2 separate regions of the Homo sapiens genome follow, and region 2 is linked to region 1. A link is an interaction called in ENCODE POLR2A ChIA-PET data of the cell type or tissue named here. Cell type or tissue: GM12878. All regions are shown on one strand. Links, peaks and the distances in the headings refer to the core of each region. The heading gives the core; the rest is flanking DNA.

Region 1 (11,561 bases), core at 3,941-6,440:
AACAGGAAGAGGGGTAGAGGAAAATCTGAAGGTTAGGTGGATTCTCCACAAGAGGTACACTGTCCCAGGCAGAGTGGAAAAAGGCTCCACCTTTTCCAACACCATTAAACATTTTGATCCATCAATACCACTGAGACAGTGAGCTTACGTTTGAAAACAGACATAAGCTTTTTTGGAGGAAAGCTGATCTTGCAAGTAGCCTACTTGAATAACAGCAGTGGAAGCTTAGAAGCTCATGGCAAGAACTGACTTGTAATCCCCACCAGTAATTCTTGTTTTCCCTGGCCTCAGCCTCAGCAACTTTCTGTCCAGGGTCCTTGACTTACTGTAACTCCACCTCTTGTTCTTTGCTCTTTTCACAAGCCATCTCAGCCATCTCAGGGGAGAAAAGGGGGCAGCAGACACATTTTGTTTGAGATAATGTAAGCAGGGAGAAGTATAGAATCAATAACTCAAGCAATGGGAAGAGTTTGCCTGCTTAAAACTCAAAATTGCAAGAAGCCGTGGAGACCTATTACACTAACATCTAGATTGGCATCTGGACAGACACCACTCCTCAAGATATTAGTAGGTACTGAACAACAGAAAAGATTCTGTACACAAGGGAAAATGCTAGATTAAACTAATGAAAAGAATTTTGTTTTGGTTTGGTTTTAGCTACAGTACTCCTCAGGGCTTTCAATATGCTAACATGGGACCAGGTTTTTTATACCTTACCTAGTCATCTTTCCAGAACTTTCTGTTCACTGAAAAAAATTGGGACAATGCATCTCAAAGTGTGGCCTGCAGACTACCTGGAAACTGTCACTGGTCCTTAAGGAGATAAATACAAAACCTGAGAGTAAGTATTTAAAGTTATTACAAGTAATTTGACATTGCCTCAACATCCAAGGCTGTGATCAGAGGACTCACTGGACAGGTTATAGAACAGTGCAGGGGTTGCAAATTGTATGGCAGGAGGCATCATCATAGATCTGCCAAATGCTGAAAAGCAGCAAAGGTGCTGAGTTAGCTAAGGTATTTCAGCCTTTCTACCTTCCCCTCCATTTCCCATTGAGGCCTGAAGCTTCAAGAGAACAAGCAGGTTGGACTTGTCAGAGTTGAGAAGCCTTTCTGAGTAGAAAGGGCAGCCAGCTGCTTGTCCAGGCAAACAGGATGTGAGTCTTCTCAGGTGAGTCAGAGCTAAAGAGGAAAGCCTTTCCTGCCTAGCTCAGTGAGGGGGTCCACCCTTAGCTTTGGAAAGGGGAAAACTCAGGGAAAAGTCCCAGCAACATCGCTCTTTTCTTGCAGTTTGTTCCAATGTTATATGCTGTCTTGAGTGTCAATATCTGCTGAGCTACATTAGCAATAACCAAGAGGAAAAGAAGCTTTTAAAGCCAAAGAAAAATTGTCATTTAAAGTTGTCACCTTGGGGACAAGCTTTTATTCTAATGATGCTGACGTTATTCCAGATATTTCTAGAACATTTTTAGAATTGCCTTAGGAGTTTGAATCATAACATTTTTCGATTTAAAAAAAAAAAACCAGGGTCTCGCTCTGTTGCGCAGGCTGTAGTGCAGTGATGCAATCTCGGCTCACTGCAACCTCTGCCTCCTGGGCTCAAGCAATTCTCCCACCTCAGCCTCCCTAGTAGCTGGGACTACAGGCACGTGCCACCATGCCCGGCTAAGTTTGTATTTTATTTGTATTTTTAGTAGAGACAGGGTTTCACCATGTTGGCCAGGCTAGTCTCAAACTCTTGACCTCAAGTGATCCACTCACCACAGCCTCCCAAAGTGTTGGAATTACAGACATGAGCCACTGCATCCAGCCTTGAGATTTTTACTGATGGCAAATCCTCATGCTTTTGAGAATGGGCTTGATTTTTGGACACATTTAAAAGTCATGTAGATCAAATCCAAAGAAAGTAAGAAAGTGAATGACCAAACCAGGCACTGATTATAAAATCATAAGTATGATGACTTGTGAAATGCATAAATGGTCCCTGAGGATCCTTTAAAAGACAGGATTCTCTTTAAAAGCTCTTTAGGCCAGGATCGGTGGCTCATACCTGTAATCCCAGCACTTTGAGAGGCTGAGGTGGGCGGATCATTAGATCAAGAGATCGAGGCCATCCTGGCCAACATGGTGAAACCCCGTCTCTACTAAAAATACTAAAATTAGCTGGGCATGGTGGTGTGTGCCTGTAGTCCCAGCTACTCAGGAGGCTGAGACAGGAGAATTGCTTGAACCCAGGAGATGGAGGTTGCAGTGAGACGAGATCACGCCACTGCACTCCAGCCTGGGCAACAGAGCAAGACTCTGTCTCAAAAAAAAAAAAACCTCTTTAAAAACTGTTTTGTGCATAACTATAATAAAGGTATAATTTTCCATTTACTTTAAGGTCTCTTATCTTATTAAGCTGGATGTATACCTTAACTGGCTCTTCTTAATTCACAGATTAAGGCCTTTCATGATCTGCCTCTGTCAACTAACCAGCCCCTCTTTCCCCACTTTCCAGGCTCCTTAAGCCTTATTCATCACTATGCCAAACTAATCACATACTTGTTCTTACCTCCACATATATATTTGTGCATATGTTCTGTCTACTTTATCCAGCTGATCAACTCTTATTTGCCTTTCAAAATTAAGTTCACATTCCATGAAGCCTTCCCTGTCCCCTGGACCTGGAGTTAATAGTTCCCTTAGCACCTTGGGACACCTTTTTTATAGCCTTTGCTGCACTGTATGGTCATTACTTGTTTACACGTCTGCCTCTACTGTAGACTGAATCCCTCCAGGGCAGGGTTCATGTCTCTGTATCCCCAACACCTAACTGTTAGGCACATAGTAGATGCTCAATACGCATTTGCTGGATGAGTGAATGCATTCTTACTGAAGCATCTGTGTGCCCCACACCTCAGTGATGCTAAGCAGTATGGAGCTCCCACTGTTGGAACCTAAAGAAGTTTACTAAGGAAGTGAAGTGACAACCTAAAACTCAGTCCCAGCTTTAACTTGGCTTATCTTTGCATCTAAGTGAAGATCATCTCTAAGACTGGGATATCTACACTGAACAAGGGCTTCCCACCTTCCTCTGTTTTCAGCCTAGGTGCAACCATGAAAGGAAAGGAGCAAATGTAATCTGTATCATAATATATTCTATTTGAACATGATTAAATTAAAACTAATTGATAATGTCGATTAAATAATAAACACTAATTAAATACTAATTGTCAGAATGTGTCTCCTACTTTTATTCACTCTTTATAAGTTTTAATTACTAAGTTAATGATCAAGAATGGTACTATGTTGGGCTGAAACCTAGGATTTGGAATATACCCATTCATTCATCTACCAAATAATGTTTAAATTGAATTTAAAAACTAAGGCTGAATAATTATAGAGCACCTGTTATATGTCTAACACTGTGCTGAAAAAAAATATATGAAGATGCCATATTTAGCTTCATGGAATTCACAACCCAGATACTAGAACCTTCCATCTGCAAAGCTCTTTGCAAAGCATTTGAATACATTGTATCATTTAATTCTCACTATTCTATTCTACCCAATTTTCCTCATCTACTTTAGATAAGGAAAATGAGGATGACAGAGATGAAACAGTTTACCCAGTTACTCAGCTCACTCTGGCTAGAAAATAAATGGAAAAATTAGGGCTGAATCTGGGAGTTCTGTCTCTAAATCCAAAGCTTTTCTCATGGGCTCACACAAAGTCAATAATTTTTTTTTTTTTTTTTTTGCTTTTTACTATGGAACATTTCAAACATATACAAATGTAGATAAAATAATATAACAAACCCCATGTCCTATCACCCAGCCCTTATTATCAGCAACCCATGGTCATTTATGTCTTTATCTACCCACCCAATATTATTTTGAAGCAAATTGAAGATACCATATCATTTTGCCCATAAATATAACTTCTGTTAAAAGATAAACTTTGGCACACTTTAAAACTTTGAAGAGTTTATTTGAGCAAACAGCAATTCATTGATCAGGCTGCTCCAAACTGGAAATGGTTTGGGCTTCGAGGACGGAGCAAGAGGGGAAGGCTCTAATAGGGTAAATGCAGAAGCAGAGCAAAGAAATTATTTGATTGGTTAAACTTCCAGAATTTCCTTATTTAGACTATCCAATAGGAAGTTAAAGACAATATAACTAATGCCCAGATGGCCTTCTGTGATTGGCTAAGTTTCTTTTAAATTAACTGCTTACAGGAAATGAGACTGAGTTAGGTTTTAGCTTGCTTAGTAGGAACTTAGTTAGAGCCTCCTCAGTCTAATGCCCCCCCCATTTAATTATTTAAATACTTCAACACCATTATCATATTTTATTTTATATTTTTAGAGATGGAGTCTTGCTCTGTCACGCAGGCTGGAGTGCATGGCACAATCAATTATCTTGCCTCAGCCTCCCAAGTAGCTGGGACCACAGGAGTGCACCACCATCCCTGGCTAATTTTTTTTTTATCTTATAGTAGAAACAGTCTGTCTATGTTACCCAGGCTGGTCTTGAACTCTTGGCCTCAAGCAATCCTCCTGCCTCGCCCTTCCAAAGCGCTGGGATTACTGGCCTGAGCTACCATATCCAGTCTCCATTATCATATTCTAAGAGAATTAGCATTTCCTAAATGTCAAATAACCAGTGTTACAATTTCCAGTTATCTCATAAATGTTATAACATGTTTTTACAATTTGTTTATTTGAATGAAGGTCCAAATAAGGTCTAAAATTTGCAATTGGTCTTTATGTTTCCTAGATCTCTCTTAATCTATGGGTTCCTTATTATCTTTTATTATTATTCCTTATTATTTTTTGTTTCCTTGCAATTTACATTTAAAGAAATTGAGTCATTTGTCTCATGGTTTTCCACAGTATTTTTTTTTTTTTTTGCCTGCATCACGAAGGTGTTGTTTAATATGTTCCTCTGTATTTCCTATAGACTGGTATTGTATTTAAAGCAGTAGTTTTCCATTTTTAGTGAGCATCAGAATCACCTGAATGATTTGTCGCAACAGGTTGCTGGGCCCCACCCTCAGAGTTTCTGATTCTGGTCTGGGAAAGTCCCAAAAGTTTGCATTTCCAGCAACTTCCTGTGTGCTTGATGCTGACCACTCCTTGAAAGCTATTGATGTGGACTGAACTGAGGCTCAATCAGATTGAAATCTGACTTTTTTAAAGCAAGACTACCTCACAGGCAGTGTTGTGGTCTTCCTCCAGGAGGAATATAGTATGTGGTTGTCTCCTTTGTGTGTTTGATGTCAGTAGCCTTTGATGCTCAGTGCCCAGATCCATTCATTCATTTGGTGTGCAAAGTGATGATCTTCTAATCATATCATCCCTACTTTATTTATTAGCTAGACTATTTCTAGAAACAGAAACTCCCTCATCTACAAAGTGACTACTCACTGGGATGGTTCATATAGAAAAGATCGATTTTGAGGCCGGGCATGGTGGCTCACGCCTGTAATCCCAGCACTTTGGGAGGCCGAAGAGGGCAGATCACGAGATCAGGAGATCTAGACCATCGTGGCTAACATGGTGAAACCCCGTTGCTACTAAAAATACAAAAAATTAGCCGGGCGTGGTGGCGGGCGCCTGTAGTCCCAGCTACTCAGGAGGCTGAGGCAGGAGAATGGCGTGAACCCAGGAGGCGGAGCTTACAGTGAGTCGAGACCGAGCCACTGCACTCCAGCCTGGGCGACAGAGCTAGACTCCGTCTCAAAAGAAAAAAAAAAAGAAAAGAAAAGATCGATTTTGAGCACAATGCATTGGTTCACTAGCATCTTCCAATGATTAGCAATGAGAGTTTTTTGTTTTTAGTGTTATTACACATAATGACATTGTGACATAATGACCAGCCATTCCCCAGTCTCTCTTCACAGGCCTCCCAATTCCCTGAGACACATGATATTGAAATTAGGCCAATTAAACCCTACAATGGCCTCTAAGTGTTCAAGTGAAAGGTAGTTAACACACCTCTCACTTTAAATTGAAAGCTAAACATAGCATTAAATATATTTGATGTGTTTCAAACAACATCATTATTATTCTTATTGATTCTCAAATTTTCTCATCTTTGGCCATCGGGAGCCTCTTCAAGTTGGAAGAGGCTCTTCCAGCTTCAAGTGCATCCTTGCAAGGTGTGTTTGCTGCATTCTTTATGAATGTTAAAGTCTGCTATAGAAAGTAAGAGAAGGAAACAAATATGGAGACTAGATGAAATTAAGTGTAGAAGCAAGTAGCTTGTAAGACGTGTTAGACCTTGGTAAGTAGAGCAGATTTATGCTGATATAAGAAGGGATGGACAGACCAAGTAGACACAAGACACAGGAAACACCAAATATTTATGAGGCACTGAATATTCACAAAAATTTAAACCAGCCATCCCGTTGTGACACCCATTCTGGCAATCTGCATCCTCTGCCTGAGATATGCAGATAAAACCCATAGCTGCCCAACAGGGTAATCGGCAAGCTACAGCTGTAGCCAAGGATTCTTGCCCTTGCCTTCCTACAATAGAGCAAGAGTGTTTGGGCTCCAGGCCCAGTCAATTTGCTGAGTCCTCTTGCTCATCCACAACTCAGGTCCTTGTAACCATCGGTGGGGAAGGCTGATGCAATAGAAAGATTCGGCATATGAGCGTTACATAACACAGAACTCACATAGGGTACTTCTTCCACCCTGTGCTAAGGGTGTTAACCTTCCTCATCTCTTTTCCATTGCTTCTTACTAAACATTTTAATTGAGTTGATAAACCAAGTGATTCAGGATCGTAATTTTGTCTGTGAGCCATTCTGTTCTGTGACCTCTGGGATAGCTTGTTATGTAATATGTTAGAAGGTTATCATTGCACCAAGGTAATTCCTCATGTGACAGTCCTTTTGACCCATATGACGAGATGTTCCAGGCTCATCTTGAACACTTCTTGCCATAGACTTAAAATCATCCGCAATTCTTCAAGGATCCCTGATTTCTTTTAGTGGGAAATGGTGTTTGAACCTACAATCTGGGCATTAAGGATACACTGCTACGAGGGTGTTAAATTATTTTTGTGACTCATCTACTGCTTTATGCTGTATAGGCAGACCTCATTTTATTGCACTTCACTTTATTGCACTTTGCAGGTATTGTGTTTTTTACAAATTGAAGGTTTGTGACAACCCCATGTAGAGCAAATCATTTTCCAACAGCATGTGCTCACTTTGTGTCTCTGTGTCATGTTTTAGTAATTCTCACAACATTTCAAGCTTGTTTATTATTATTCTATATGTCGTGGTGACCTTTGATCGTGATCTTCGGTGTTACAGTAGTAGATGTTTTGGGGCACAACAAACCATGCCCATACATGATGGCAAACTTAATCAGAAAATGTTGTGCGTGTTCTGACTGCTCCACAGACCAGCCAGTCCCCCATCTCTCTCTCTATTCTCAGGCCTCCCTATTCCCTGAGACACAGCAATATTGAAATCAGGCCAGGTGAACCCTACAATGGCCTCTAAGTGTTCAAGTGAAAGGCAGTCGCATGTCTCTCACTTTAAATCAAAAACTAGACATGAGTAAGCTTAGTGAGGAAGGCATATGGAAAGCAGAGATAGGCAGAAAGCTCGGCCTCTCGCACCAAACAGCTAGCCAAGTTGTGAATGCAAAGGAAAAGTTTTTAAAAGAAATTGAAAGTGCTACTCGAATACATGAATGATAAGAAAGCAAAACAGCTTTGTTGCTGATATGGAGAAAGTTTGAGTGGTCTGGATAGAAGATCAAACCAACCACAACCTTTCCTTAAGTCAAAGCCTAATCCAGGGCAGGGCCCTGACTCTGTTCAATTCTATGAAGCCTGAGAGAGGTGAGGAAGCTGCAGAAGAAAAGTTTGCAGCTAGCAGAGGTTGGTTCATGAGGTTTAAGGAAAGAAGCCATCTCTATAACATAAAAGTACAAGGTAGACCAACAAGTGCTGATGTAGAAGCTGCAGCAAGTTATTCAGTAGATCTAAGTAAGGTAATTGATGAAGGTGGCTACACTAAACAACAGATTTTCAATGTAGTCAGGTGCAGGGGTTCACACTTGTAATCCCAGCACTTTGGGAGGCTGAAGCGGGAGGATCACTTAAGGCCAGGAGTTCGAGAACAGCCTGGGAAACACAGTGACACCCCATCTCTACAAAAAAATAAAAAATTAGCTGGGCATGGTGGCATACACCTGTAGTCCCAGCTACTCGAGAGGCTGAGGCAGGAGAATGGCTTGAACCCAGGAGTCCCAGGAGGCTGCAGTGAGCTATGATTGTGCCACTGTACTCCAGCCTGGGCAACAGAGTGAGATCCCATCTTAAAACAAAAACAAAAACAAAAAAAAACAAGAAAGAAAACTGGGCATGGTGGTGCACATCTCTAGTCCCAGCTACTCAGAAGGCTGGGATGGGAGGATCACTTGAGTACAGGAGTTTGAGGATGCAGCCAGCTATGATTGTGCCACCGCACTCCAGTATGGGCAAGAAAGCAAGATCCTTTCTCAATTTTTTTTTTTTTGAGACAGAGTCTCATTCTGTCATCCAGACTGGAGTGCAGTGGCACAATCTTGGCTCACTGCAACCTCCACCTCCCAGGTTCAAGCAATTCTCCTGCCTCAGCCTCCCAAGTAGCTGAGATTACAGGCATGCACCACCATGCCCAGCTAATTTTTTTTTTTTTTTTGTATTTTTAGTAGAGACAGAGTTTCACCATGTTGGTCAGGCTGGTCTCGAACTCCTGACCTCGGGTGACCCGTATGCCTCGGCCTCCCAAAGTGCTGGGATTACAGGCATGAGCCACCATGCCCAGCCATCAAATCTTTTTAAGTTAAAAAAAAATTAAATGTAGACAAAACAGCCTTACGCTGGAAGAAGATGTCATCTAAGACTTTCATAGCTCTAGAGGAGAAGTCAATGCCTGGCTTCAAAGCTTCAAAGACAGGCTGAGTCTCTTGTTAGTGGCTAATGCAGCTGGTGACTTTATGAAGCCAATTTATCATTTACCATTCTAAAAATCCTAGGGCCCTTAAGAATGATGTTAAATCTACTCTGCCTGAGCTCTATAAATGGAACAACAAAGCCTGGATGACAGCACATCTGTTTCCAGCATGGTTTTTTGTTTTTTTGTTTTGTTTTGTTTTGTCTTTTTCTTTTTTTGAGACAGAGTCTTGCTCTGTCGCCCAAGCTGGAGTGCAGTGGTGTGATCTTGGCTCACTGCAAGCTCCGCCTCCCGGGTTCACACCATTCTCCTGCCTCAGCCTCCCGAGTAGCTGGGACTACAGGCACCTGCCACCACACCTGGCTAATTTTTTGTATTTTTAGTAGAGATGGGGTTTCACCATGTTAGCCAGGATGGTCTAGATCTCCTGACCTTGTGATCCGCCCGCCTCGGCCTCCCAAAGTGCTGGGATTACAGGCATGAACCACCGCACCCAGCCGGTTTACTGAATATTTTAAGCCCACTGTTGAGACTTACTGCCCCCCTAAAAAAGATTATTTTTTAAAATATTATTGCTCATTGACAATGCACCTTGTCACCAAAGAGCTCTGATGGAAATGTACAAAGAGAAATTACTGCTGTTTTCATGCCTACCAACACAACATCTATTCTGCAGCCTATGGATCAAAGAGTAATTCTGACTTTCAAGTCTTATTATTTAAGAACTACATTTTTTAAGGCTATAACAATCATAGATAGTGGGATGGATCTGGGAAAAGGAAACTGAAAAACTTCTGCCAAGGATTCACCATTCTAGATGCCATTTAAGAACATTCATGATTCATGAGAGAAGGTCAAAATATTAACTTTAGCAGGAGTTCGGAAGAGGTTGATCCCAACCCTCATGGATGACTTTGAGGGGTTCAAGACTTCAGTGAAGGAAGTAACTACAGATGTGGTGGAAACAGCAAGAGAACTGGAATTAGAAGTAGAGACTGAAGATATTACTGAGTTGCTGCAATCTCATGTTAAAACTTTAATGGATGAGGAGTTGCTTCATATGGGTAAGCAAAGAAAGTGGTTTCTTACAATGGAATCTAGTCCTAGTGAAGATGTTATGAACATTGTTGAAATGACAACAGAGGATTTAGAATATTAGATAAACATAATTGGTAAAGCAGTGACAGGGTTTGGAGGATTGACTCCAATTTTGAAAGAAACTCTACTGTCGGTTAAATGCTATCAAACAGCATTGAATGTTACAGATAAATCTTTCATGAAAGGAAGGGTCAATCCATACAGCAAACTTCATTGTTTTTTTTTAAAAAATTTGCCTCAGCCGCCCCAACCTTCAGCAACCACCATCCTGATCAGTCAGCAGCCATCAACATGGAGGCAAGACCCACCACCAGCAAAAAAGATTATGACTTGCTGAAAGCTCAGATGATTAATAGCTTTTTTTTTTTTTTTTTGACAGGGTCTCACTCTGTCGCCCAGGCTGGAGTGTGGTGGTGCAATCTCAGCTGACTGCAGCCTCCACCCTACAGGTTCAAGTGATTCTCCTGCCTCAGCCACCAAACTGTAATCCTCAGCCTGGGACTACAGGAGACATGCACCACCACCCCAGCTAATTTTTGTATTTTTTGTAGAGATAGGGTTTCGCCCTGTTGCCCCGGCTGGTCTTGAATTCCTGAGCTCAAGCAATCCACCTGCCTCGGCCTCCCAAAGTGCTAGGATTAGAGGTGTGAGGCACCATGCCCAGTGGATCAATAGCATTTTAAAGCAAAAAAGTATTTTTAATTAAGGTATGCACATTGTTTTTTAGACATAATGCTATTACACATTTAGAAGACTACAGTATAGAGTAAACATAACTTTTATAGGCACTGGGAAACCAAAGAATTTGTGTGACTCACTTTATTGCAGTACTCACTTTATTGTGGTGGTTTGGAACTGAACCTGCAATATCTCTGAAGTATGATTGTATAGGCTTCTTAGTTTTTCCATTAAAATGAACAATTTAAAATTAAATACTCAGGCTCAGACTTCAATCTACTCTTTATTCAATCAACTCTCCATTAGTCAAACTTTATAGATAAATTAATTAATGGGAAAGCAAACAGAAATACCAGATTTTAGGTTAAACATGACAAAGTGAACACACATGTATTTCGTTCTTTTTATCTCCTAGAAAGCCCACTCAAATGGCATATACCCATAAAAGACAAGGACAATATAAGGATAATAGCAGACAAGAAATGCAATAAAAATTTGGAAGCTGAAAAACAAGTGAATGAGTGATAAATACAATAGAATGCCAGAAAAAAACTAAATTCTTCCAGAAAATAGAAGAAATAAAATGTTCCTCAACTCATTTATTGAGGCCAGTATAACACTGATACAAAAGAAAATAAGATAAGGACACTTAAGAAAAAAATTCCAAGCCAATTTCTCTCATGAAAATAAAGACAACAATTCTAAACAAAATATTAGCAAATTGACTTCAAGTGGGTAAAAATTTTAAAAAGATAACACACCACTACCAAGTAGGACTTATTTCAGTTATATAACAATGGTTTAATATCAGGAAATCTATAAATGTAATTCATCATATA
Region 2 (11,561 bases), core at 6,929-9,428, 54 kb after region 1:
TATTAAAAGTAAATAAATAATAAATTTTTAAAATAAAAAAACCCCAATTACACAATTTAAAAATTGAAGCAATCCCAGCATTTTGGGAGGCTGAGGTGGGCAGATCACCTGAGGTCAGGAGTTTGAGACTAGCCTGGCCAACATGGTGAAACCCCATCCCTACTAAAAATACAAAAATTAGCAGAGCATGATGGCAGGTGCCTGTAATCCCAGCTACTCTGGAGGCTGAGGCAGGAGAATCGCTTCAACCCTAGAATCAGAGGTTGCAATGAGCTGAGATAACGCCATTGCACTCCAGTCTGGGCAACAAGAGCGAGACTCCCTCTCAAAAAAAAAAAAAAAAAATTGAAGCAAAAACTAATGAAACTTCAAGGAATAATATACAAATTCACAACTGTAGTTAGAGATTTCAACATCCCTTTTTCAAAAGGTAGTAAAACAAGTACAATCAGCCCTCCCTATCTGAGGGTTTCACATCCACGGATTTAATCAACCATCAATCAAAAATACTTAGAACAAAAGTGGATGGTTGCATCTGCACTGAATGTGTATGGACTTTTTTATCATTTTTTCCTAAACAATACAGTATAATAATTATTTACATGGCATTTACATTGTATTAGGTGTTATAAATAATGTAGAGACGATTTAAAGTATATTAGACAATGTGCATAGATTATATGCAAATACTATGGCATTTTGTATAAGAGACCTGAGCATCCATGGATTTTGGTATCTGAGGATTCTAGAACCAATCTCCTGTGAATACCAAGGTACCACCATAGACCAAAAATCAGTAAGATACGTAAACCAAATTCACTTGATTAACATTTATAAAACCCCACACCCACCACCAACAGAATACACAGCCTTTTGAAGTGCACACAGAACATTTATCAAAATTGACCATATTTGGGGTCATAAAACAAATCTCAATATATTTTAAAAGATTAGTCACATAATGGAATTAAATAAGAAATAAATAACAGAAAGATAAACTAGGGATGTTAGCCAGAATAATGCTTCCTTCAAGTATGTCCACATCCTAATTCCTAGACCTAACAAGAGGTCACCTCACATGACTGAAGGGACTTTACAGATGTAACTAAAGTTAGAGACTCCGTGATGGGAAGATTACCCTGGATTATCTGGGTGTGCCCAATCTAATCATATGAGTCTTTAAAAAGGAAGAGGAAGGCACAAGCATGAGTTGCAGAGAAGAAACAAAAGGAGAAAAAGAAAAGATACAAAGTGTAAGAGGGCGTCAACTCACCATTTCTGGCTTTGTAGATGGAGGAAGGAGGTCATGAGGCCAACGAATGTGGGTGACCTCTAGAAACTAAAAATGGCTCTCATTTTACAGCCATTGAGAAAACAGGGACTTCAGCCATACAACCACGATGAACAGAATTCTGCCAACAACTCAACTCGGCAGGAAACGGAGTCTCCCCTAAAGCCTCCAAAAAGGAATGCAAGCTGCTGACACCTGAGTTTTAGCTCAGTGAGATCCATACTCTACTTCTGACCTATAGAACGATAAGATAATAAATTTGTGTAGTTTTCAGCCACTAAACCTACGGTAATTCGTTACAGCAGTAATAGAAAACAAATACACTGGGAACTCTTGAAATATTTGGAAAGCAAATAACACACTTCTAAGTAGCCTATGAACAAAAAACAAATCAATGGAAAAATTAGAAAGTATTTAAACTGAATGATAATGAGAACAAAACATCAAAATCTTGGGGTTCCTGCTAAAGCAGTATTTAGAAGGAAACGTATAGACAGAATTAAATGTAGATTAGAAAAGAATAAAGGTCTTAAACAATGAGCACAGCTTCCACCTTGAGAAACTAGAAAAAGAAGAGCAAATTAACTCAAAGTAGACCCCAAAAAAAGAAAGAAAGAAAGAAATAGTGAAGATTACTATTCACAATAGCAAAGATGTGAAATCAACCTAAATGGCCATCAACAGTAGACTGGATAAAGAAAATGAGGTACATACACACCAGGGAATACCATGCAGCCATAAAAAAGAATGAGATCATGTACTTTGCAACAATATGGATGGAACTGGAGGCCATCATCCTTAGCAAACTAATAAAGAAAACCAAATACTTCATGTTCTCACTTATAAGTGGGAGCTAAATAATGAGAACACATGGACAGAAAGAGGGAAACAATAGGGGCCTACTTCAGGGTGGAGGGTGGGAGGAGGGAGAGGTTCAGAAAAAAAACTATTGGATACTATGCTTAGTACCTGGGTGATGAAATAATCTGTACACCAAATCCCCATGTCACAAGTTTACCTATATAACAAACCTGGACATGATCCCCTGAACCTAAAATAAAAGTTAAAATATTTTTTTAAATAAAACTAAACCACATATAAATGAAAAATAATTTAAACAATTATAAACAAAGTTTAAACAAAAATAAACAATATGAGAATAACCATGAAAAATAAAATAAAGATCAGAGCTGACATCAATAAAATAGGAAACAGAAAAACAACAGAAAAAGCAATGAAACATTTCAGAAATAAATAATCTGTAAGTAAAAACAAAAATCAATGTGACCAAACAATGGTCCAGAGACCAATAAAACTGATAAATTTCTAGCCAGATTGATCAGGAAAAAAATAGAGAAGATATAAATTATCAATATTAGGAATGAGAAATAACATCACAGGTCCTACAGGTATTAAAAGAATAAGAAGTCAGGCACTGTGGCTCACGCCTGTAATCCCAGCACTTTAGGAGGCTGAGGCAGGCAGATCTCCTGAGGTCAGGAGTTTGAGACCAGCCTGGCCAACAAGGCAAAACCCCATCTACTAAAATACAAAAATTAGCCCTACCTGGTGGCTCATGCCTGTGATCCCAGCTACTGAGGAGGCTGAGGCAGGGGAATAACTTGAACCCGGGAGGCGGAGGTTGCGGTGAGCTAAGATCACGCCATTGCACTCCAGCCCAGGCAACATAGTGAGACTCAGTCTCAAAAAAAAAAAAACAATAAGAAAGGAATGTTATTGTCTTAGTCCATTCACCTTGCTATAACAAAAATACAGAATGGGTGGCTTGAACAACATTTATTTCTCAGTTCTGGAGGCTGGGAAATCCAAGATTTCCCAGATTTAGTATCTGGTAAAGACCCACTTCCTGGTTCATATCTTCTTACCATATCCTCACATGGTAGAAGGGGCAAGGGGGCTCTCTGGGTCCTCTTTTGTGAGGGCACTAATGCCATTCATGAGGGCTCCACCCTCATGACCTAATCACCTCCCAAAGCCTCCACCTTCTTTTTTTTTTTTTTTTCAGTTTTTTTGTTTGTTTGTTTGTTTTATTTTTTATTTTTTTATTTTATTTATTTATTTATTTTTTTAATTTATTTTTTTATTGATAATTCTTGGGTGTTTCTCACAGAGGGGGATTTGGCAGGGTCATGGGACAATAGTGGAGGGAAGGTCAGCAGATAAACAAGTGAACAAAGGTCTCTGGTTTTCCTAGGCAGAGGACCCTGCGGCCTTCCGCAGTGTTTGTGTCCCTGATTACTTGAGATTAGGGATTGGTGATGACTCTTAACGAGCATGCTGCCTTCAAGCATCTGTTTAACAAAGCACATCTTGCACCGCCCTTAATCCATTTAACCCTGAGTGGACACAGCACATGTTTCAGAGAGCACAGGGTTGGGGGTAAGGTCACAGATCAACAGGATCCCAAGGCAGAAGAATTTTTCTTAGTGCAGAACAAAATGAAAAGTCTCCCATGTCTACTTCTTTCTACACAGACACGGCAACCATCCGATTTCTCAATCTTTTCCCCACCTTTCCCGCCCTTCTATTCCACAAAGCCGCCATTGTCATCCTGGCCCGTTCTCAATGAGCTGTTGGGTACACCTCCCAGACGGGGTGGTGGCCGGGCAGAGGGGCTCCTCACTTCCCAGTAGGGGCGGCCGGGCAGAGGCGCCCCTCACCTCCCGGACGGGGCGGCTGGCCGGGCGGGGGGCTGACCCCCCACCTCCCTCCCCGACGGGGCGGCTGGCCGGGTGGGGGGCTGACCCCCCCACCTCCCTCCCGGACAGGGCGGCTGGCCGGGCGGGGGGCTGACCCCCCCACCTCCCTCCCGGACGGGGCGGCTGGCCGGGCAGAGGGGCTCCTCACTTCCCAGTAGGGGCGGCCGGGCAGAGGCGCCCCTCACCTCCCGGACGGGGCGGCTGGCCGGGCGGAGGGCTGACCCCCCCACCTCCCTCCCGGACGGGGCGGCTGGCCGGGCGGGGGGCTGACCCCCCCACCTCCCTCCCGGACAGGGCGGCTGGCCGGGCAGAGGGGCTCCTCACTTCCCAGTAGGGGCGGCCGGGCAGAGGCTTCCCTCACCTCCCAGACGGGGCGGCTGGCCAGGAGGGGGGCTGACCCCCCCACCTCCCTCCCAGATGGGGCGGCTGGCCGGGCGGGGGGCTGACCCCCCCACCTCCCTCCCGGATGGGGCAGCTGGCCAGGCGGGGGGCTGACCCCCCCACCTCCCTCCCGGACAGGGCGGCTGGCCGGGCAGAGGGGCTCCTCACTTCCCAGTAAGGGCGGCCGGGCAGAGGCGCCCCTCACCTCCCGGACGGGGCGGCTGGCCGGGCGGAGGGCTGACCCCCCCACCTCCCTCCCGGACGGGGCGGCTGGCCGGGCGGGGGCTGACCCCCCCACCTCCCTCCCGGACAGGGCGGCTGGCCGGGCAGAGGGGCTCCTCACTTCCCAGTAGGGGCGGCCGGGCAGAGGCGCCCCTCACCTCCCGGACGGGGCGGCTGGCCGGGCGGGGGCTGACCCCCCCACCTCCCTCCCGGACGGCGCGGCTGGCCGGGCGGGGGGCTGACCCTCCCACCTCCCTCCCGGACGGGGCGGCTGGCCGGGCGGGGGGCTGACCCCCCACCTCCCTCCCGGATGGGGCGGCTGGCCGGGTGGGGGGCTGACCCCCCCCACCTCCCTCCCGGACGGGGTGGCTGCTGGGCGGAGACGCTCCTCACTTCCCAGCTGGGGTGGCTGCCGGGCGGAGAGGCTCCTCACTTCTCAGACGGGGCAGCTGCCAGGCGGAGGGGCTCCTCACTTCTCAGACGGGGTGGTTGCCAGGCAGAGGGTCTCCTCACTTCTCAGATGGGGCGGCCGGGCAGAGACGCTCCTCACCTCCCAGACGGGGTCGTGGCCGGGCAGAGGTGCTCCCCACATCTCAGACGATGGGCGGCCGGGCAGAGACGCTCCTCACTTCCTAGATGTGATGGCGGCTGGGAAGAGGCGCTCCTCACTTCCTAGATGGGATGGCGGCCGGGCAGAGATGCTCCTCACTTTCCAGACTGGGCAGCCAGGCAGAGGGGCTCCTCACATCCCAGACGATGGGCGGCCAGGCAGAGACACTCCTCACTTCCCAGACGGGGTGGCGGCCGGGCAGAGGCTGCAATCTCGGCACTTTGGGAGGCCAAGGCAGACGGCTGGGAGGTGGAGGTTGTAGCGAGCCGAGATCACGCCACTGCACTCCAGCCTGGGCACCATTGAGCACTGAGTGAACGAGACTCCGTCTGCAATCCCGGCACCTCAGGAGGCCGAGGCTGGCGGATCACTTGTGGTTAGGGGCTGGAGACTGGCCTGGCCAACACAGCGAAACCCCGTCTCCACCAAAAAAATACGAAAACCAGTCAGGCGTGGCGGCGCACGCCTGCAATTGCAGGCACTCCGCAGGCTGAGGCAGGAGAATCAGGCAGGGAGGTTGCAGTGAGCCGAGATGGCAGCAGTACAGTCCAGCTTCGGCTCCGCATGAGAGGGAGACCGTGGAAAGAGAGGGAGACCGTGGGGAGAGGGAGAGGGAGAGGGAGAGGGGGAGGGGTGTTTGTTTGTTTTTAAGACAAGGTCTTGCTCTGTTGCCTGTGTTGAAGTGCAGTGACTTGATCATAGCTCACTGCAGCTTCTAACTCCTGGGCGCAAGTCTTTTTTTTTTTTTTTTTTTGAGACTCTCTCTGTCACCCAGGCTGGAGTGCAGTGGTACGATCTCGGCTCACTACAATCCCTGCCTCCTGAGTTCAAGAGATTCTCCTGTCTCAGCATCCTGAATAGCTGGGATTACAAGTGCACACCACCACACTCAGCTAATTTTTGTATTTTTAGTAGAGATGGGGTTTCACCCTGTTGCCCAGGATAGTCTCAAATTCCTGACCTCAAGTGATCTGCCCACCTCGGCCTCCCAAAGTGCTGGGGTTACAGGCGTGAGCCACCACACCCCACCTTCTCCCAAAGTCCCCACCTTCTAATACCATCACATTCAAGGTTAGGAATTCAACACAGGAATTTCGGGGGAACACAAACATTCAGCCCATAACAGTTATGAACAATCGTGCCAATAAATTTCACAACTCGGGTAAAATGGACACAGTCCTTGAAAAAGCCCACTGATGATGAAATAGATAGCCCAAATAGCCCTTTATCTATTAAATAAATTGAATTTGTAGTTTAAAAAAAAATTCAGACCTAGGTAGCATCACTGGTGAAATCTACCAGACATTTAAAGAAGAAATAATACCAATTCTACACAAACACTTCAAGAAAATTGAAGAAGGAATTCTTCCAACTTGTTCTGTGGAGACCAGATTTACCCTGTGTTGATTACCCTGGTTAATTTTATGTGCCAACTTAGCTAGGCCCAGATATTTGGCCTAATACATCAGTATGTTGTTGTGAAAGTATTTTTATAGATGAGATTAACATTTAAATTAGTAGACTTTAAGTAAGGTAGATTATTCTCCATAACGTGAGTGGACCTCATCCAATCACTTGAAAGCTTTAAGAGAAAACAGACTGAGGTCCTGTGAGGAAGAGGAAAATCTGTCTCTAGATTGTCTATGGACAGTTGCAACAGCAACTCCCTTGGTCTCCAACCTGCCAAAATACCCTGCAGATTTTAGACATGTCAGCTACATGAGCCAACTTCTCTAGAGAAACAGAACCAATAGGGTACATACACAGTTGTCCCATCCCTCGGTGGGGGATTAGTTCCAAGACCTCCCCATGGCTACCAAAAGCCATGGATGCTCAAGTCCCTTATATAAAATGATGTAATATTTGCATGTAACCTGCACACATCCTCCTATATACTTTAAACCATCTCTAGATTACTTGTAATACCTAATACAACATAAATGCCATATAAATAGTTATTGTACTATATTGTTTAGGGGATAATGACAAGAAAAATTCTGTATCTGTTCAGTACAAGTGCAGTCATCCTTTTTTTTTTCCAAATATTTTTGATCTTCAGTTGGTTAAATCCACAAATGCAGAACCCATGGATTCAGAGAAACAGACAAACTGAACCAATGGGAGATATATATATATATATATGTGTGTGTGTGTGTGTATATATATATATATATATATAAAATTAAAGTAGACAAAGAAATAATAAAGATTACTATTCACAATAGCAAAGTGGGATACACGCACACAAACACACACACACACATACACACACACACACACACACACACACACACACATATATATATCACATTGGTTCTCTCTCTCTGGAGAACCCTAATATACTGATACCAAAAACAAAGACATTACAAGAAAAGAAAACTATAGACAAATCCTCTCATGACTTAGAGGCAAAAATTCTTAACAAAATTTTAATAAATTTAATCTAATAACATATCAAAAGAATAATACCAAATGACTAGAGTTTTTTTCAGGAATGAAAGGTTGGTTTAACATATCGTGCCATCAATGTAATGTACCATATTAACAGACTAAAAAAGTAAAACCATATTATCATCTCAATGGATGCAGGGTAAGCACTTGACGAGACCCAACATCTATTTTTGATAAAAATTCTCAGCAAACTAGAAAGAAAAGAACTAGCTCAATCTGTTAAAGGACATCTAAGAAAAACCCACAGCTAATGTACTTAAAGATGAAAGACAATGCTTTCCTCCTAAGATCATGAACAAGACAAGGATGTCCTCTCTCCACTTCTATTCAACATTGTACTGGAGGTTCTAGCCAGTGCAATAAGCCAAGAAACAGAAACAAAAAGCACCCAGATAGGAAAGAAAACAAACTGTTTTTGTTCACAGACAACATGATTGTCTATGTAGAATACTCAACGGTCTTACAAAAAGTTACTAGAATTAATAAGTGAGTGTAGCAGTTTTGCTTTTTGTTTTGATTAATATTCAAAAATTAATTGTATTTTTATATACTAGTAATAAACAATTGGAAATTTAAAAAATTTTAATACCATATATAGCCTGGTACAGTGGCTCACACCTATAGTCCCAGCACTTTGGGAGGTCAAGGTGGGAGGATCGCTTCAGTACAGGAGTCCAAGACCAGCCTAGGCAACATAGTGAGATCCCGTGTCTACACAAAAATAAAAATATTCAGGCATAGTGGCACATGTCTGTAGTGCCAGAGCTACTTGAGAAGCTGAGGTGGGAGGATCACTTAAGCCCAGAAGTTCGAGGCTGCAGTGAGCTATAATCATGCCACTGTACTTCAGCCTGAGTGACACAGCAAGACCTTGCCTCTAAAAAACCAAAAAAAAAAAACAAAGCACATACAATAGCATCAAAAATATAAAATATTTCGGAATAAATCTGGTAAAATATATGTTCATGTATGAAAAGACTCAATAGTGTTAAGATGTTAATTCTCCCCAAATTGATCTATAAATGCAATACAATCTTGATCAAAATCCCAGCAGGCATTTTTGTAGTAACTGAGGAGCCAATTCAAATGGAAGTGCAAAGGACTTAGAGTAGCTAAAACAACTTCCTTTAAAAGTTTTGGGCCAGGCATGGTGGCTCACGCCTGTAATCCCAGCAGTTTGGGAGGCCAAGGCTGGCAGATCACCTGAAGTCAGGGGTTTAAGACCAGCATGGCCAATGTGGTGGAACCCTGTCTCTACTAAAAATACAAAAATTAGCCAGGTATGGTGGTGGGCACCTGTAATCCCAGCTACTCAGGATGCTGAGGCAGGAGAATCACTTGAACCTGGGAGGCAGAGTTTGCAGTGATCCCAGATCAGGCCACTGCACTTCAGCCTGGGCAACAGAGTGAGACTCCATCAAAAAAAAAAAAAGTTTCACCTGGCCAGGGGTGATGGTTCATGACTGTAATCCCAGCATTTTAGGAGGCTGAGGAGGAAGGATCACTTCAGACTTAGGTAGCAACACTGGTGAAATCTATCAAACCCAGGAACTCAAGACCAGTCTGGGTAACAAAGCAAGACTCTGTTTCTACCAAAAAATTTTTAAAAATTTGCCAGGTGTGGAGATCACTACTCCATCCTTGAACTCCTGGGCTCAAACAATCCTCTGGCCTCAGCCTCCCGAGTAGCTAGGACTACAGGTGCACACCAGCACACCTAGCTAGCATGAGTGTTTTTTGTTTTTGTTTTGTTTTGTTGTTTTTTTGTTTGTTTTTTTATCATGTGACATAAGATTTATTGACTTCATATCAGCATTTAAGTATTGTTAACTTTTTTTTAATTTTATTATTATTATACTTTAAGTTTTAGGGTACATGTTTGTTTTGTTTTTTGAGACAGGGTCTCACTCTGTCGCCCAGGCTGGAGTGCAGTGGTGAAATCATGGCCCACTGTAGCCTTGACCTCCCCAGGCTCAGGTGATCCTCCCACCTCAAACTCCCAAGTATCTGGGACTACAGGTGCGCATCACCACACCAGCTAATTTTTTTGTGTATTTTTGTAAAGATGGAGTTTCTCCAATATTGCCCAGGCTGGTCTCGAACTCCTGAGCTCAAGTGATCCACCCACCTCAGCCTCCTAAAGTACTGGGATTACAGGCATAAGCCACTGCACCTGGCCAGGCACCAGTGTTTTTAAAGGTCCCAGAAGATTCCAATGTGCAGCCAATGTTGAGAACTGGGGAATGAGGGATGTAAATGAATCCGAGGAATACAAGGTATTATGAATGTGTGGAACGCGAGAAGGATCCAAAGTTTTGGTTAGATACAAGCCATGGAAGGGATGCCCAAGGTAGAGAATCCAGTGGGAAAGCAGGATCTTGGGTTAGGACGACTGCAGGAGTAGGGATAAAAAGGATAGGGATAACTCAGAACTATGAATGAAACATGTGAATTAGACATTTGTTCTGTCTCTCATGAAATTAGGGTCTGAATGTATCTTGAGAAGATGGTGGGCAGAATCATCCAATTTTCTGGCTATGTGGTTACTAATTCTTTTCTCCTTTGGGAACCCAGGTCTATGAAATTCTCAGTCATTAAACTTTCCAGAGGCTCTTTAAATTATTTGTGTAATCAGAGAACAAAAGAAGGAATCCCCTGCTCTGGGATCCAGGAACAGGCATAAAAGACATAAGAGAGAAAGTGGCCTCTATTCTCCCTCTAAACAAGAGACTCTGAATTTGGGCTGTTTCAGAATCAACTGGAAACACCCTGCCTAGAGTGCGTCTCTAGCACTTTTATTTTATTTTATTTTATTTTATTTTATTTTATTTTGAGACCAAGTCTCGCTCTGTCACCAGGCTGGAGTGCGGTGGCGCAATCTTGACTCACTGCAACCTCCGCCTCCCGGGTTCAAGCAATTCTCCTGCCTCAGCCTCCCGAGTAGCTGGGATTACAGGCGTGCACCACCATGCCCAGCTAATTTTTGTATTTTTAGTAGAAACGGGGTTTCACCATGTTGGCCAGGATGATCTCAATCTCCTGATCTTGTGATCTGCCCGCCTAAACCTCCCAAAGTGCTGGGATTACAGGTGTGAGCCACCATGCCTGGCTGCATTTATATTTTTAATAAATCCCTCAGGCCTCCAAAGTTTCAGAACCATAGCTATTTTTTTTTTAAGATAGGGTCTCACTCTGTAGCCCAGGCTGGAGTGCAGTGGCACAATCATAACTCACTGCAGCCTCCAATTCCCAGCCTCATGCAATCCTCCCACCTCAGCCTCCCAAATAGCTAGGACTACAGGTGCCCACCACTGCACTGAGCTGATTTTGTTTTTTTTTTTGGTCGAGACGGGATGTTGCTATGTTGCCCAGGCTGGTTTTGAACTCCTAGGCTCAAGTGATCCTCTTGCCTCTGCCTCCTAAAGTGCTGGGATTACATGCATGAGCCATTGTGCCCAGCCTAGAACCACTACCATTAGAAGTAATAGAAGATGACATCTATTGAAAATATCCCTGTCTCAGCCAGGTGCAGTGGCTCATGCCTCTAATCCCAGCACTTTTGGAGGCTGAGTGAGTGGATCATTTGAGGTCAAGAGTTCGAGACCAGCCTGGCCAACATGATGAAACCCTGTCTCTACTAAAAATACAAAAATTAGCTGAACTTGGTGACACATGCTTGCAATCCCAGCTACTCAGGAGGCTGAGGCAGGAGAATCACTTGACTCCAGGAGACAGAGGTTGCAGTAAGCCAAGATCATGCCACAGCACTCCAGCCTGAGCAACAGAGCAAGACTCCATCTCAAAAAAAAAAAAAATCCCTGTCTCAAACTCCTGCTTTCCAGGTAGATGGAGCGGGATAATGTGCTTTAATTGGTGAAGGGTTTCT

Evidence for each region. Peaks named below come from ENCODE experiments on the same cell type or tissue, not always from the same donor. Only the 100,000 strongest peaks of a DNase experiment are listed, where the experiment ranks them.
Region 2: POLR2A ChIA-PET joins it to region 1 with 5 read pairs; 7 of 35 experiments call an interaction of 5 or more read pairs at or near these places.

Annotation. Positions count from the first base shown.
Region 1 is chr11:118,276,360-118,287,920 of GRCh38, forward strand. No RefSeq gene overlaps it. Among named protein-coding and RNA genes, the nearest start is that of MPZL2, 18 kb to the left of the region's middle. RefSeq lists an enhancer at 1,075-1,369. In GM12878, for the core only: no CTCF peak of the experiment used is centred there; a DNase peak (open chromatin) is centred at 5,125.
Region 2 is chr11:118,326,911-118,338,471 of GRCh38, forward strand. No RefSeq gene overlaps it. Among named protein-coding and RNA genes, the nearest start is that of CD3D, 10 kb to the right of the region's middle. In GM12878, for the core only: no CTCF peak of the experiment used is centred there; no DNase peak of the experiment used is centred there.